2 separate regions of the Mus musculus genome follow, and region 2 is linked to region 1. The links are chromatin loops, found by intact Hi-C in ENCODE. Cell type or tissue: left cerebral cortex. All regions are shown on one strand. Each heading gives the region's core, and the rest is flanking DNA. Links, peaks and the distances in the headings are about the cores only. Region 1 holds the start of Tns2 (tensin 2). Region 2 overlaps Pcbp2 (poly(rC) binding protein 2).

The links. Peaks named below come from ENCODE experiments on the same cell type or tissue, not always from the same donor. Only the 100,000 strongest peaks of a DNase experiment are listed, where the experiment ranks them.
Region 2: it touches region 1 in a loop (3-fold over the local background); 7 of 42 quality-filtered maps call a loop at or near these places.

What each region holds. Positions count from the first base shown.
Region 1 is chr15:102,096,557-102,105,888 of GRCm38, forward strand. Eif4b (eukaryotic translation initiation factor 4B) reads left to right here. Exons shown (of 15, transcript NM_145625.3): 15 at 1-617. Tns2 (tensin 2) reads left to right here and starts at 6,378. Exons shown (of 29, transcript NM_153533.3): 1 at 6,378-6,605; 2 at 7,974-8,082; 3 at 8,783-8,820. The coding sequence starts at 6,531. In left cerebral cortex, for the core only: CTCF peaks have their summits at 4,033 (motif pointing left) and 5,005; DNase peaks (open chromatin) are centred at 3,104, 3,459, 3,694, 4,118 and 3 more places; H3K4me3 peaks cover 4,272 bases; H3K27ac peaks cover 5,925 bases.
Region 2 is chr15:102,480,423-102,488,422 of GRCm38, forward strand. It overlaps Pcbp2 (poly(rC) binding protein 2), which reads left to right. Exons shown (of 15, transcript NM_001103165.1): 7 at 2,738-2,866; 8 at 3,744-3,818; 9 at 5,526-5,618; 10 at 6,666-6,707; 11 at 7,783-7,855. Among named protein-coding and RNA genes, the nearest start is that of Pcbp2, 14 kb to the left of the region's middle. In left cerebral cortex, for the core only: no CTCF peak of the experiment used is centred there; no DNase peak of the experiment used is centred there.

The sequences.
Region 1 (9,332 bases), core at 605-8,604:
CCCTCAAGAATAAAGGATAATGCAAAGAACGATTGAGCAAGGTCCTGGTTTCTCTTGCAACACTGTAGCTTGACCTGTCTGCTTTGATGTGCACCTTTGTAGGGGTCAGCTCCAAAGATGGCGAGCCTCCCTGTTGTGGGTAGTCAGGTACCTGCAGACAGAGGATACCTTGGTCCTAGGCCTGCTGTGCAGGAGCACTGATGTCCCGTGCTGCAGCAGTAGGCACAGCAAATCGCTTCTCCGGTGGATTTGATTGGCTAGTAGCTAGGAAGTGGGCTTTTGCAGATACCCACAGTTGAATGGGTTTTTTTAAACCATTGTTGTAGACAATGAGAAGGTAGTTTGCCCTCTTCATGTCTATTTCCCTTCCAGATAGTTGCATCCGAAGACAGCTGTTTTGTCCCACTCTCCTACTTTGCTCCTCTGTTAAAATAAAAACAGGGGTTGACTTATGTCCCGCTCCTGAATACATGTAAAATTTGTACAAAAATATCTTCTATGAAAATGATTTGTAATCTGTAGACATTACTTGGGAGATGTCTTGAGATGTAAAATCCCATCCTTTGGGTTGAGGGTTTTTTTGTTTTTCTCCAAATAAATCCAGTCTTTAAAGTTGATGGTTAATGTTGCAGTTTATCGCTCTTTCCCCCCCCCCCCCCATGCCTCTCCTTTCCCCACCCCTTCCTTCCGTTTCGCACAGCAGTATGTGAGCTGTTGCAGGACAGTGGGTAGGCTCACCAACAGTGGAGATGGACCTCTGTGCATGGAGCCCAGGCAGGGTTCGCCGTCCTGGTTGACTTACTCCAACCCCCAGTGTTTGCCTCCTTGCAGTCCATGAAGCCACGTGGTGGGCTTGCCTAGCAAGCTGTTGGGCACTGATACAGGGAACCACCTCAAGAGATATTTCAGACTTAAGGGAGCTTTTCAAAGCTGGTCATCGCTGAAAACAGGAAAATGAGTTAGGATAGAGACAACCTCTAGAGTCACGAGGAACTGGAACACATTTGAGGGACTTGTATCCAAGATGGGGATGATGCAACTAAAAGCAGCTGCTTGTCTAGGGTTGGGTTTGGTTTGATTGATTGGTTGGGGTGTTTTGTTTTTTATTGAGGAAAGGTTTCTCTGCACCCCTGGCTGTCTTGGAACTGACTCTCCATTGCCTGGCCATTGCTTTTCTATTTCCTAACAAAGCCAAAACTGGCAGAGCTGGTCTGGGATCCATGAATGGCTAGGCATTGGGAGCTTTTCAGTGTGAAAGGTTTCCCAGGCTTTGCTCCAGAAGCTAGTCCCAGGAGACCAATGATCATGGGCTGGGAGCAGCCAACATCTGGGAAAGGGGAAACAAAGACACAAAGAAGAGAAAGATGGTCATGTCTGTTCCAGGAGGATCCTCTAAAAAAGCAAGGCTATATATATAGCATGACCACAACTGCTTAACTGTATGGAGCCTCCTATGTGTAAAGACAAGACTAGTCAGTCCTCACTGCCCATCTCAGCTGACAGAATGCCAACAGGACATTTATATGACACACTTGGTTCTGGGCTGGGTACACTCCAGGCCACAGACTAGTTTCTCCTAACAGAACCAGGCACCATGCTCTGGAATCCAAGGCAGTGAAGTGTTAAGTGTCACCTCAAGTGCCTCACTAGCTCCAAGCATGGACTCTAAGGAAGTGGCTGAGCTCCACATCTGCTTCTGGGAAGCAACAATTGACAAATAAGCTCCGTTTCTCAGCAACCATTAACCCCCGGGGCTACAAGTGAAGGGGACTTGCTTTCCCGCCCCCACTAAACAAAGTTTGGAAGAGAATTCTGTTCCCGCCCAGCTGCAGCAGCAACCTCCTGGTTGGACAATGCTTGCTCTGTCCTCTGCCAAGAGGTCTGCCTCTGAAGCTAGTGCTGCCCCTTACCCCACACTGCTCCTGGTTCCTAGAGCCCAGTGCTCTTCCAGTCGGGAGAGCCCAAGACTCTCAAGATCCACCTCAAGAAATTAAGTTATCAGTTATGGGCATGAGATCTCAGGCTGTGGAAGAGGGAGTTCTTCCTTCAGAACCGAGATGGACTTCTTTCTGCATAGTCAAGGTAAGAACATGCTTGTGGAGGGAAGGCAGTAGGTGTCCACCTTTATCCATAGCGTCTGGTTTTCTCCCTCTCCCCTTTCCCTGCTGCTGAGCCGGCAATCAGTGCCTGGCTCCCAGCACCCACTTTTACCCTATCACCAACAAGCATCCTGCTTTAGATTTCCCTTCCCTCAATCAGTACCTGAAGAGCAGTGATCAAACCTGAGCTGAGGATCCAGCTACACATCTGGTGACTCTCCCCCCCCCCCCCACCCCCCAATTCCTAGGAACCTTTCAAGTTTGTCCTAATGACTGCTTAGGCAGGGGAGGATACCAGCCTGATGTGAAGTTATAGTCCCATCTACCTTTGCGATCCAATCAATCTAGCTCACTCATTGGTGACTTCAGAGATTAAAAGCTACATCCAGAGGTTATATCCTAGCACCCAGCCAAAGCCCAGGATATGCTGGGAAGGGCTGGGTGTTAAAAGAGCTAGCTGCAGGCATTAAACAAACATTTTCATATACCATGCTAATTACATAATCTAATCTTGCCAGAATACACAGCACAACCTTCAGCCTTGCTCTTTCCCATGAGCCTCCTACAATCCCTGCCTCTCTCTCCCTCCAACTCTCACTTCACCGCCAGTGGAGCCATTCCCTCCCTAGTGTCTCTCCAGCTCTTCCTCTAGTCCCCTGAGATGCTGGCTGCTTTAAAAGTGCCCACTGAACAGTAAGATCCACCAGCCATGCTTCCTGGCTGCCAGATTGAAATCGGGTGCTCCGTTCTTCATTAATCAGAACCAGACCGGCCAAGCCTAGCCTTTGCCAGAACAGGATGAAGGATGAGCACAGAACTCTGCTGAGAGATGGGACAGGCAGGCAGGCCCAGAGGGCTTGAGCAGACAGTACTGCTTTGAGCACCTACCCTGGCACTGAACTCTCCGCACTTCCCACTTCTCAGCATTGAGATGCATGGCTCCATCAATTTCCATCATGGAAATTCCAGCGGGGTGGGTAACAGCAGACAGAACAGTTTAGGATCTGCTAAGGAACGCTGGGAACAGGGAATTACAACAGGTTCTAAGATTCTAGGACCACATCCCTACTCTCAACTTCTCCAAGTGACACAACTCAAACTAATACCATGGTCCCTAGCTTAATTCCAGACGTTCCTATCCAATATCAGATTTTAAAAGAATGGAATGAGGTTACACCATCAAAAGAACTTCCACTGAGAAGACCTAAGGACACCGGCGCGATGACTTAAGCAGTTGAGTGTCAGGAATCTTGAATCTGCTGTGGGTTCTCAGCTCTGAGTCATTTGAGAGAAGTGACAGAAAGCTCCAGGAAGCATTAAGACCTGGGACACCAGCAACTTTAGGTGTCTAAATCTGGTGCCCCAACCATGCCAGGCCTAGTTCGGACTTGGATGAGTATAGAGGCCTCTGCATCCACCTTCCTTTAGAAGTCTATGTGGCTCACGCGTTTCTCCCTGCCCTGTCCCTCTGGCCTCTCCTCGGGTGCCTGTGGCCCTCTGCAGACTCTCGGCCTGAGGCTTCCCGGGGCTGTCCTCCCACGTGCGATCCCACTCGGGCTCTGGCTGCCGCTCCGTCTGCGAGTCTCAGCCGGAGCCTGCCTCGGCGCGCACGGAGGACAGTGGGAGGAGAAGAGGGAGAAAGGAGGAGGCGCGGGCGGGGAGCGGGTGGAAGGTGGCGATTGGAGCCCAGGAAGAAGGAGGGAGCCGGAGGGCGGGAGGAGGCAGCCGGCGCAGGGCGCGGCGGGAGGGAGCCAGCTGAGCGCCCGTCCCGCCGCCGCTGCCGCCGCCGCCGCCTCCGCGTATCGCGGCGCGGCTAGGCGGGATGGGCTGGTCCGGGGGCGCCCCCTGCTGCTGCCCCAGTTCGCCGCGCCCCCGGCCCTCTGGGCGCCCCCCACAGGTGAGTGGCTGCGCCACGCTGGACGGGAGCGCGGGCGAGCGTCGGCCCTCTGCGTCACAGCGCGCGGTCCGAGCCAGGGACGGGCACCAGGGGGCGCGGAGCCACTGGGGGTCCGGGAGCATTGGGCGCGGCCCGTGCCCTCCCCTCCGGGTCTCGGTGAGCTAGGGGACAGTTGAAGATACTAGAGGTGACCAGGGGGCGGGGCGCGGCTGTGGACCTAGCTCAGGCCGCCACGCCTTCCTGCGTCCCACTGTGCACTACTGTTGGCTCAGGCCACTCTCTGCGTACCTCTCTAGCTCGAGCCACAAGCGCACTTTGAACACAAGATGCCCGCGGCAGCTGGCATCAATGTTGCGGCCCTGGCCTGGCAGAGTGCATGCAAACTTTTTCCTCTCTGTTTTCTCTATCTGAGACACTGAGGCAGAATGCAGACACAGATGAAGCTGATTTCTCCTTTTAACCCTTTTCTACTTCTGCCCTACCTAGATACCCCCTAGGTCCCTCTAGACACACCCTTGAATCCTACCTCCCTTCCCCTCCCTCCTTTACTGGGCCTCACTCCTCTGTGGCCCGGCTCCGGGCCTCTCATCCAACCACAGCTATTTCCAGGAAGGAGGGGTGTGTGGGTGGGTGGAGGGGTTTCTCCAAACAAACCCAAGGCTTCAGAGTGAGAGGGGGCCCGGCTGGGGAGAATCAAAAGAGCTCTGGAATATTCCAGGCAGGAGGTGGGAGGTGAGGATCTGGTAATGCTGCCATTCCTCAGGCACTGTTTGCCCTCAGCTACTTTCAGAAATACTCCACACTCCCTGCGGTGGGGACGCGCAGAGCCAACTAGACACTTAACTTTCTAGATCTAGGTGGGCAGTGTAAGTTCAGTGAGGGCAGAGGCTGTTTGGGAACCTGTTCCAGAGGAAAAGACTTTCAGTCCCACCAGAGGTTGCAGATGTAGGCCCATGTACCATAGGAGCAGAGGGGAAAAAAAATTGATCAGGGGAGGCGCTGCAGTGATCCATCTTCCCCAGCAGGGCTGGGTGCGGAATCAGGACAGCCCCGGTTGCCCACCTGGCCATCGGCCTGGAATGTCCTGGGACACAGCCAGAACTCAGGTGGGGATTGCAGAGCCAGGGGCCCTCTCCAGTTACAGCACGGTGCCCCACCCCTTGCCACTCACAGGGCCTTCTAGCCAGGGTACACTGGCAACGATGGGCTTCCTAGAGAACAGGCATGCAGCGGGAAGAGGCCTCAGACTCTTCAGTCTGACAGGTCTTCTGAAGGATCCCTGGGGAGGACTAGAGCAGCCCTTCATCTGTCAGATGGGCGTGAGGCAGAAAGAGGAGAGTCCTGTGGGACCCTGCAAGAGGTGCCAGAACTGGAGGAGTTGCACTGGGACATTCAGTAAATACCATGCAAATGAGGGTGACACGGTGTACATTCTTTCAAATGACAGCTAGCTACAGCATTCCAAAGGCTGCTGTCTAGAGCTTGGGCTGGGAACCCCCAGGCTGTTGACCCTTGTTGTAGGAAGGTTGTTCCATCCTTTCCAAGGGCCCCATACACCTCCTTCCCTTGACTCCTGGGACAGGAAGTTGGCCCTATTCCCAGGAGGGAAGCAGGAGGCCCTAGAGAGGGTGGAGTATGTGTTGGGAGGGGGCCTCCTGTCCAGTCCTCGGGTCCAGTGACAGCCACAGAGGAAGGAGAGACAGGCCAGAAGAGCCATGAAGGTAGCGCTCAGATTCTGGTGGGCGGGTGGGGTCCCCAGTAGAACCTCAGGTGCAGGATCTGGGAGCTAAGCCAGGAACTGTGGGTTGTATCTGGAGAGGAGCAGCTGGGGTGTTCAGGAGGAACCTCCAGTGCTTTGGGTTACAGCAAGATGGACCATTCCTGTAAGCCCTTAGCCCTTCCCGCTGGAACTTGGCGTTGAGGAGGGTACTATAAGATCCTTCTCCCGTCTGACAGGGAAGTTAGCCCTCATCCCTAACTTTCTTTCACCCTGAGGATGTGGAGTGCTGGGCTGTCAGGGGTACTGGTTCCCAGCAACACTCCCTTCCCACAGGAAATCCCAAGGGAGCATGAGGGTTCAGGCTAGAGACTGGCCGGGGACACAGTGTTCTCCACTGGCCCTTGAGCCCTGCCCTGAGACCTGAATTCCCACCCTGTGCCACTGGCTGATTCCAGGGCTGGATCTCAGGACTGCAGACCCCCTGCACACAGTGGCCCACTGGGTGGGAGGCAGCTCCAGAGATGGGGAGAGCCAGAGATCTTAGGCTGACACTCCCAGCAGGGTAGATCCTGGGAATCTGATCTCCTGGCCTCCCCCACATCCTCCCCCACCCCACTTCCTGGAGCAGCGACCTGCCCCCTTCCCGCCTGCACTTCCCTCCACTTCCAGGGCCAGGCTTCTCCACACACCAGCCAGACAGCCTCCCCTCCACCCAAGGGAAGCGGCTGCCTCGGCAGGCTGCTTCCAGGAAGCCCCAGGCCAGGCCCCAGCATTGTTCAGGCCCTGCAGCCAAGAGTCCAGCCAGCCAGACACCATGAAGTCCAGCGGCCCTGTGGAAAGGTTGCTCAGAGCCCTGGGGAGGAGGGACAGCAGCCGGGCCACCAGCAGGGTAGGAGTGCCCACCAGCTGGGCAAAGGTGGGGCAGGGTGGAGGTGCGGACAAGGCGGGAGGGCCAGGATTCAGGCCAGACCAGACCCTCTTCCTAGTTTCAGCCTCTTCTCCTGGCTGGCTCAGCATCCCCCTCCTCTTTCTTTCGCCTGACCCCCTGAGGTGGCTAGGGTAGGGTAGCAGTGTGATTCTAGCATCTGTTTTGACTTCTCTGTGTATTTCCTGGCTTGAGCCTGGATAGGCCCCGAGGGTTCAGCTAAGAGCTCAAGCCCTGACCTCCGGGGGAAGCTTGAGGGAAAAGGTATGGGAAGAAGGCAATGAGGGAAGGGAGGGTGCCTTCTACTGACGTCATCTGCACACGACGTCATCATCCACAAGTGCGTCCAAGTGTCCTGGTGGGTCTCGCCCCCAGTCGTTAAGGGACCAACGCTGCTCCCATGTTATTCTCCTCTTCACACTACGGTGGGCAGATCCAGGGAGAGGAGGGGACAGCGGGAGCTTGAACACACAGCGGTGAAGAATGTGCAGTGGAGTGGTGGGAGGAGTGAGGGAGATTGTCCACAGACTCTAGATAGGAGGGATGAACTGGGGTGGGAGGGGTCAGAACTGCAGTGAAAACTTGCAGTGAGTAGGGACTAAGGGGGACCTGGACAACTGGTGGCAGCCCAGCCAGCCACTGACCTCACTACCTCTGGGTGGGGAGGGGGCATCCGGAGAACCTGGCCACCCCTGTCATAACATGCAGAGGCAGCGAGGCAGCTGCCTGTGTGTCCCCACTGCTATTCCTCCTTCCGAGCGAACGTCTTAGACAATTGCTGCCTGCCGCCTCAGTGCACAGAGAGTAAACATGTTGTTCTGACCGTGGGGGAGGGGGTCATATTAGCTGCCTGGAGCTTGGGGACACTGAGAGCCAGGGGCTCAGAACTGGCTGCAGTCAGTCTGGGTATTATGTGATAGTGCTTGTGTGTCCTGGCCGTCAGCTCACAGTATACAAGCCTCTTGTGGGGAGGGCAAGATGGGAGGAGAGTCAGACCCCCCACTCTGCCAAGATTCAGAAAGCCCTCACATTGGAAGTGGGGGTGTGTGTGACAAGGACATCACATAGCTCCGCCACGTGAGAAGTCCTGAGTGAACCCTTAGGGAGGAGTTGACCCAGCCAAGGTGACGCAAGGGGTCACATTCCAAGCCCTGTAGAGGACAGGCCTCATGACTACCCTGAAACAGCTGTGGCCAAGTGTGCCTTAGAGTTCACAGACTTTTGGCTGGAAGAGAGGGAAGCAGCATCGCTCTAAGGAAAGGTCCCTGCCCAGCCTTGGAGATGAGCCCACTAGGAACACATACCCCTATTTGTCTGTCATCCCACCCGCAGCCGAGGAAAGCAGAACCACACAGCTTCCGGGAGAAGGTTTTCCGGAAGAAAACTCCAGTGTGTGCAGTGTGTAAGGTGACCATCGATGGGACCGGTGTCTCCTGCCGAGGTGAGGTGGTGCTCTTGGTGCCTGAGCCCTCCAGGCAGCACTTCTGTGTGGCTCAGGCTCTAGAGACAGGCAAATTCAGAAACAAATGCCCTCACTCTTCTTGACACCCACCTTGCCACAGCCCAGGAGATTTGTGACTCTACCACCTTCCCATCCTTACCTGTGACTAGGGTCTTCCCTTCCTCTTGCTCCTCCTCCTCTTCTTCTTCCTCCTCCTCTTTTTCTTCTTCCTCCTCTTCTTTTTCCTCCTTTTTCCTTTTCCTCCTCCTTTTCCTCTTCTTCCTCTTCCTCTTCCTTCTCTTTTTCCTCTTCTTCCTCCTCTTTTTCCTCTTCTTCCTCCTCCTCTTTTTCCTCTTCTGCCTCCTCCTCTTTTTCCTCTTCCTCCCCTTTCTCTTCCTCCTCATCTTCCTGTTCCTCTTCTTCTTCCTCATCCTTTTCTTCTTCCTCCTCTTCTTCCTCCTACTGTTCTTCCTCCTCTTCCTCTTTCCCCTCCTCACCTCTATTCATCCTAGACCCCAACCCCCGGCCCTCTTCCCTTACTCCAGAGCAGAACCTGTTGATAACCAGCTCTGTTCTTCAACTCCTAGTAACCTAGTGTACCAGGGTCCCAGAGCTGGCTTCTAAGGCCTGTGGGGCTGGAGCACAGTTATTTTGACTATTCCCGTAAGCCTCTGCTAACCTCTACCCTTTCTCTCTCTAGTCTGCAAGGTGGCCACACACAGAAAATGTGAAGCAAAGGTGAGTATGTGGTTCTATCTAATGGGGAGATGGTGTCTTTCCCTGTCCAGACAGGCATCTTCAGCCTCACTGGCATGGGCCACCATGTCACCCTGTCCCCTGTCACTCACTCCTGGACACCCCTTCCTGGGTGGCAGGGGTGTTGTGTTGGGCTCTTTAAGAAACACCCTACTCCACCCCTGGAGGGTTGGCCCAGGAGGGTGGACAGTGAGACAGCGTTTGTCTTGGTGCTGTGCCCAGGCTGCAGCTGGCGAGAGGATGAGGGGGGGTGGCTGCGGGGGGAGGAAGGGCGGGGTGGATAGAGAGGGAGCAAGATTTCAGAGACCAGGCACCCTGATGGGAGGTGCCTTCCCTCTGAGGAAAGGGTCCTCAGGATGCCTGCGTTGGTCTCATCCTGGGTAGTGAAAGCTGAGCCTGTTCAGGTATAATACCCTGTAGCTGGTACCCGCTGTCCACTGAGAACCTAAGGTAGCCCTGCATCTCTGAGGAACGTTCCTGGTGCTCCATCAGTG
Region 2 (8,000 bases), core at 1-8,000, 380 kb after region 1:
ACCAGGCTGGCTTTGAATTTAGAAATCCGCCTGCCTCTGCCTCCCAAGTGCTGGAATTAAAGGTGTGCGCCACCACTGCCTGGCTTATATGTTCCTTTTTTACTTTTGTTTGTTTGGTGTTTTTTTTGTGTGTGGTGTCCACCCACCCCCAGTTTATCCTCTAAAGCCCCCAGGGATTCTCTTGTCTGTCTTCAAGTCTTAGGATCACAAATGCAAATGCCCTCCCCAGCTTTTTTTTTTTTTTTTTTTGGTTTTTCGAGACAGGGTTTCTCTGTGTAGCCCTGGCTGTCCTGGAACTCACTCTGTAGACCAGGCTGGCCTCGAACTCAGAAATCCGCCTGCCTCTGCCTCCCGAGTGCTGGGATTAAAGGCGTGCACGCCCGGCTCTTCCCCAGCTTTTTAAGGGTGTTCTTGGTTCTTGTGCTATAAGCATTTTATAGGCTGAGCCATCTTTCTTATGCCTTTCCCCATTACTTGTAATTACTTATAAGCACATGTGGCTGTGGGTTCACTGGCATCTAACTCTGATGGGTAGATTGGGTTTCAATGTTTTTACCTACTGAACCACTAAAATTTTTATTTATTTTTTTTGGTAGATTTATTTGGTTGTCTATTTTGATTTTTTTTTTTTTTGAGACAGGGTTTCTCTGTAGCCCTGACTCTTCTGGATCTCACTCTGTAGACCAGGCTGGATTCGAACTTAAAACATCCTGCCTTCTGAGTGCTGGGTTTAAAGCCATGAGCCACTTGTAGATTTATTTGCATGTGAGTTGGGTTTTTGGATCCCTTGGTGCTAGAATTTTCATGTGTTGGGAGTGAACTTTTATGGGTGCTTGGAATTGAACTCAGGCTTTTTTCTTTTCTTTTTTTTAAAGAATATATATATACACACACACACACATATATATATATATATATATATATATATATACATACATACATACATATACACACACACACATACATACATGCATACACACACACATCAGATTTCATTACAAATGCTTTGAGCTACCACGTGATTGCTGGGAATTGGACTCAGGACCTCTGGAAGAGCAGTCAGTTGTCTTAACTGCAGAGCCACCATCTCTCAGCCCCTGAACTCAGTTTTTCTACAAGAACAATATATACTGTAAATCCAGAGCCATCTATAAGCCTAAAGAATTTAATAGCATTATTTTATTTGTAAGCTTTTAGTCTTACTGTGTGTATGTATGTATGTATGTACTATATATGTGCCATTAGTGGAATTCAGAAAAGAGATGGATCTCCTGGATGGTGTTATAGGTGGTTTTAAGCTCCATGTTGGTAGTAGGAACTTAATCCAGGTCCCTAGCAATAGCAACAAATGGTCTTAACCATTTTTCCAGCCCCTTAAAATAATTAAAATTTTCAGAGTAGGACTCACTGTGAAGCCTTTCTGCCTAATACTTATTTTTGTAGACTAGGCTGGTTGTAAATGCAGAGATCCTCCTTCCTCTGCGTCTTAAGTACTGGTAATTTAAAGAAGGTGCAGCATACGTGCCTGAAACAATTTATTACATTGTGTGTGTTTGTGTATATACTTGCTTGGTCAGAACAACTTGCAGGTCTTGGTTCTCTCTTTGTACCATGTGAGTCCCCCAGGGATTGAATGTAAGGTATTTTTACCTCTTGAGCTATCTGGCATTTCCCTAGATATGTTTTTTCTTTTTTTTAGACAGTCTCTATACTCCCCCCCCCCTTTTTTCTTTGTACAATTATTTACTTACTAATGTATATGAGTACACACACTGAAGCTTTTTTCAGACACACCAGAAGAGGGCATCAGATCCCATTACACATAATTGTGAGCTACCATGTGGTTGCTGGGAATTGAACTCAGGATCTCTGTAAGAGCAGTCAGTGCTCTTAACCACTGAGCCATCTCTCATGACATTTTTCATGTCTAAGTGAAATGTTACTAAATGATTCCAAAAATAGTTGGAATGTTTTGAAGTCTTTGTTCAGGATTGTTAGTTGTTTTGGTCCAGGAAGATGTGTTTGTTGGTGTGGGGGATGGTAGCTTTAGTTAAGTTTATTATAGTCTCTCACTATATCCCAGACTGGTTACAAACATATTAGATGGTTTTCCTCTTTCACCTTTTCAGTGATGAGATTGTAAGTGTAAACACCAGTGTAAGATTTTCTTTTGATGAATACTTGGTTGGAATGGTACCTGACAAAATATTTGCTCAATAAGAGAAAAATGAACGGGTGTTTTTTGCTTTGTTTTCTTTTTCTTTTTGGTTTGGTTTTTCGAGACAGGGTTTCTCTGTATAGCCCTGGCTGTCCTGGAACTTACTCTGTAGACCAGGCTGGCCTCAAACTCAGAAATCAGCCTACCTCTGCCTCCCAAGTGCTGGGATTAAAGGCGTGCGCCACCACTACCTGGTGGAATGGGTGATGTTAAGAGGATTTTGTTTGACCCACAAAGCTTTCATTACTCGGTAAGAGTAAATTGTATAGAAGGGACTTTTTTTCTGAGTGCAGGTTAAATGTAGGCTGTTACTCAGATTTATTCTTGTCTCTCAGAGGTATTGTATTTTTAACTTTAATAAGCAGTAATATCTGGAGTAAGGAAGAATGGGAAATGAGAAAGAAAGGGTGGAAATAAGGCTCTATTGAACTTGATATTCTAAAGCTGGTGTAAGGAGGAATTGAAGAACAGGTTTTCTGAAATTTCTTTTTGTTTGTTTAATTTCCTTTTACCCTAAAGAGTACAGGGGCTCAGGTCCAGGTGGCAGGGGATATGCTCCCCAACTCAACTGAGCGGGCAATCACTATTGCTGGCATTCCGCAGTCCATCATTGAGTGTGTCAAACAGATCTGCGTGGTCATGTTGGAGGTAAGCCCTCAGGCTCATGCTGGAGGTGGGGGTGATTCTGGGGACAGGGGAGCTGATCTATATTTAGTAAGACTAGAATTAGTTGAAGCTGTTAAGAGGCTTATCAGTATAGGTGTGGGTAAAATGGTTCCTTGAGTTCATACATTCTTTCTCCCAGTTTTAATGTATCTTAGTCTGTGAGCAAAAATAGGATCTGTTAAAAAGCAGTTGTGTTGTAGTTCAGAATGTTCTAGTAGTGTGGGTAGAGTAAGGTAGACTGTAAGGACTTGGGATTTTTGAAATGTTAGCTAACTTACCTTTTGAATTTCTTGACATTGATACATTCTCTATTTTTCATTTGAAGCAGGATATATTCAAAACAATAGTTATATCATAGGAAAAGTATCAATGATGGGATTTCTGAGTGAATTATGAAGTCCTATATATTCTGCAGCAAAAAAATGATGGAAATTAGATCTTGAGTTACATGGAGTTGGCCCCATATGAATCATAAAGAAAGATTTTTTTGTCTTTGGACCATAAACATACCATTTGGGACTTTATGTCTTAATTAACAAAAATGTGAGGTCCTAAAAATTACCACTTAAAGTATATCTACACATATTGTGTGTGTGTGTGAGAATTAAATTTATTTTCAAGTCTGGAAATCAGGATTAAAATTATTTCAAAGCCTCTTCATTGAGAATTAGTATGAGCCACATAATCCATAACCTTCCTACTTGCTTTTTAAAGACAACTAATCATGCACAACTTGATAAGTAAGGAACTGGAAAGAATAATTTTTATTTAACTGACCTGTGTGTGCTATAGCCACACAGCTGAAGCAGCTTTGAAACCTTATCTCTTTTTGTTTTTTTCCCCTCTGACTCTCTCCCAGTCCCCCCCGAAGGGCGTGACCATCCCGTACCGGCCCAAGCCCTCCAGTTCTCCAGTCATCTTTGCAGGTGGTCAGGTAAGAAAATCCTTATTGGTGGGCTAGAATGAACGAAGATTATATTATAAATATCAACTTTGCCAGCAACACACCAAGCTACTTTGCATGCTTGCTGAAAACTTGTACTTTTGGCCATAGTTTGATTTGCTTTTAAGAAAATTTTGAATGCCAAGACCTTATTTTTAGCAGAAAACGGAAGTTTTGTAGACACTCAGAAGAGAAATTGGTGGTTTGGGTTAGAGTTAAATTACTCCAGTGTTATTACCTCTCTCCCGATATCGACCATCCCGTCTATGCTTCTGTATGTGTGGAATGATGGAGGTCTAAGTAATGATAGCAAAGGAGTTGGGCCTCTGGAAATTCTGGATGGTGGTTTCAAATGGCATGGGGACATGGGATCAGGTCCTGAATTTGAGTGTCCTACAAATTTTCCCTCCCTTTCACCTCACCTCCCCTACTCCTACCCTTTTACCCCCCCAAAATCCAGTTTGTTTTTCACTAGAGTCTTAACCTTATAAACACTGGTTTGAAACCCCATGGTGTAACTGAAATCAGCTGGAGTAAGATAAGCATAGGATGCGGGAACATACTGGGCTGTAGTGTGAGAACACCAGAGCATTCTCTCAATGCCTCGTTTACCTTTAACAGTTAGAGTTGTGTGAGAAGATTGATAAATGTCATGATAATAGTAGTGTATTTTCATGGTTAGTGTTTTCTTGATAAATGTCATGATAATAGTGTATTTTCATGGTTAGTGTTTTCTTGAGTAATAATAGGTAAAGCAGTTTTTAAAGTATTGAAATTCAGGTTAAAATAGTGATCTTTGTAACTAGGGCCTACCCTATTTAAAAACATCTATGCTTAACTAGTTATATTTATTTGTATTTTGTCTGAAAACCATTTGAGAGGGGAAAGCATCAACTTGGAGTTAATTCCACATTTTATTGAAATATAATGAAAGTGAAGAAGTTTATGTCTTGCTGAGAGCTTTCACAAGTGGTCATATTGCAGTGTTATATATTGAGATGTGTTAGATCTTTGTTTTAGCATTAGCTTTGTTTTAACAGGTTTGTCAGAGCTGTCATAAATATTGGGGCAAGAGAAGCAGCAGCTCAATCAGTCATTGTAGACAGGAGGGTTAGCCTCAGGAGTCATCCTCTTCCCATGGAACTCTAGGTTCTTCAGTGCTGTGTCACCCATCAACCTCCGCACGACAGTCTGTCCTTCCTTATCTTCATTCCAAACCTCACTCCTCTCCCTTTGTACCTCTTTGCTTCCCTCCCTCCCTCCCTCCCTTTATTCAGTTAACTGCCCTCTAAAAGCTTACAGCTTCTTCTATCTATCAGTTGCCCTCTTATGGGTCATTCCCATGGACCTTTTTATAAATAGACCAGTTCATACAGTGTCCAGAGATGGACCTGTATCTTTTGTTGTAAAGTGGGCTCTGTAGGGGTTCAAGTTAATCCTACAGTGACCAAGACCTGGCATCAGCTCACTTTTACTGAAAATAACCCAATTGTGCAGTGTCATCTGCCTCTAGGTAACTTTTTTTTTTTAATTCACTGATTACAGCTCGTTTCAAATCTGTGTTGTGAGCTCCTTTTTAAAGGAAACAAGAAAAAAAAAATAAGCAACTTTTTTTTTTTTTTTTGGTGTGAATTTCATGCTGGTGACAAGGTGCCGGATTGACAGCCCTGGAGACTGAAATCCTCTATTTATCCACAGGACAGGTACAGCACAGGCAGCGACAGTGCGAGCTTTCCCCACACCACCCCGTCCATGTGCCTCAACCCTGACCTGGAGGGACCACCTCTAGAGGTGAGAGGGGATGTTCAGTCTCCAAGGCTCACTCAATCCTTCCGCCTCAGCCGAGACTGCCAACACACGGGGGGCGAGTGGCGCTGGTGATTTTTGTGCTGTGGACACCACCTGTCCACGGGGACCTGGACTGACCTCCCCACCTCATTTCACACAGGCCGCGTAGCCCACCAGATGGTAACACCAACTTTTTTTTTTTTTTAACTTTTTTTTTTTGTTGTTGTTGTTCAATCCCTCTTTTCCCTCTCCCACTCTTCCCTTCCCATTTTCACCTTTCCACCCCGACCTGGGTGTGCTTTTGGGGGTAATAACCACTGCATTGTAATGTGAGAGACTTCACATTGTTTTAAGTAACCAGCTACACCTTTCTCCCCATCCGTTCTTTTATTCCTTTTCTCCTTGCCCCTCCCCCCAACTCCCTCCTATTGCCCAAAAGACCAAGCTCCCTTTTTGGGAGAATCTGCTGTGGGGAGGAGGGCATAGTGGGAGCTGCAAGTACCTTTTATGCAGGTGGGTGGGCAAAACCAGGATATAGCAAATTGACCCCCCCCCCAAATGCTTCTGTGGTCAGGTCCCTAGTGTTAGAGACCTAGCTAGCTTCTATCTAGTGCACTTAAGTTCATAGGCAATGTTTGAATACATGCCATGCAGGTTTGTCTAGATGCAAATCATTTATATTAGTATGATTACTATCTTGTATTAAATATATAGGGTGCAGGGGATTGGTCAGTCAAAGCATTGCTTTACTTTCATTTTCCACATTTTCTTGTTAAAAAGCAAATATGTATATTTTGCCTTAATTAAAGAGAATTTGTATATCCTTAGAGGATCCCGTGGAATAAAGTTAATACTGTATTTGGGGCTCAAAGAAGGCCAGCTCAGTTCTGACCATTGTGAGATTTCATCTACTGCCTCAGTCCCTGGACTCCCTTTCTCTAGTTCAACTCTGGCTTCCTGGCTAGTTGAAAACTTGTCTCCCCCACTCCCCCACATTGGGTTGCTGTCCATGACTGGTTTTTAATAGGAACTGTTTTCCTCCTTTTGTAGGCCTATACCATTCAAGGACAGTATGCCATTCCACAGCCAGATGTAAGTTTTTATTTCATTTGTTTTGAAAAACTCCCTCTCCATCCAAAATTATCTGAATCTTTTCTCCTTAGGCAGGAGTAAGTTGGGTCTTCAACTTTTGTGGTGGTGTTGTGGCTTAAAAGGTGAACCACACAGTATCAATGTGTTAGCCTTTGAATGTGAAACCCCTAGAAATTATATATCCATGGTATATGTTATTAATATCTTGGCACAATTCAAACTGTCAGTGAAGTGTGCTTCCCTTAAGTAATTTCTTTGGGTAAGATGGAGCCTTTAGGTGCTGAAGGTTTATTTATATAAGTAAGGTTAGAAAACTGATTATTGAACCTCAATTCAAACTTTACTAACAACTTCTTACTTTTAAAAGTACTAGTATTTGGAGTTTTGTCTTTTTTTCTTGCATGCCTCTTTCATTTTTACTAATCCTTTCAGGTGCCAAACATTAGACTTTGATTAGTTCTTGGTTAGTGGAAGCCCCTAGGAGAGGTGTGAAGTAGACCGATTAAGGATTATTTTATCACCAGTTAGGACAATTATCTATGTGTATTACACATAAGATCATTGGAAAAATACTTGTTGGGGACTAAGCCCAGTTTGGTTTCTTGTTAATCTTCTCTCCTCCTTGCAGTCTCCCTGCCCCCCTCAACTCCTTCCCTTTTCCCAGTACTAGTAGAACCCTGCATGGTGTGTCTTCCCTAGCACCACTGCACAGTTTGTTTATCTAGCCTGTCTGTGCTTGTCCCTGGGGCAACCGTTGGCAATGGCTGCATATATACCTCCATTAAACAGTCCACAGGGGATAGTTGTTGGGCTGCTATTACTGCTTTCTTTTTCACATACCCAAATGCATTCATCTCTTGTATACTGACATCCTTTCTATTTCTAACTTTTACCTGTCATATTCTGCCTGTCCTCTGGATTGTACTGTAAGCCCCATTCTTATCCTATGTTATACTTGGAATAGTAGACTCAACTTTGGGAATCAGGGGCCATGTGCATTTTCACATATTGAGTGTGCTTGAGTTCTGACTAGGTTACCCTTCTAATGCTGATCTCTCCTGTTTCCTTCATGCAGTTGACCAAGCTGCACCAGTTGGCAATGCAACAGTCTCATTTTCCCATGACCCATGGCAACACCGGATTCAGTGGTATGGATAACTCAGTGTTATTTCTGTAAGGTGTAGCACAAGATAGAGGCCAGTCCCAAGGTCTCAGCTTGTCAACTGTTAAAAAAAATTCATTACCATCCAGCATCTGCTGGTTTAAACTTGACCTACTATGGCTAAAGGAGGT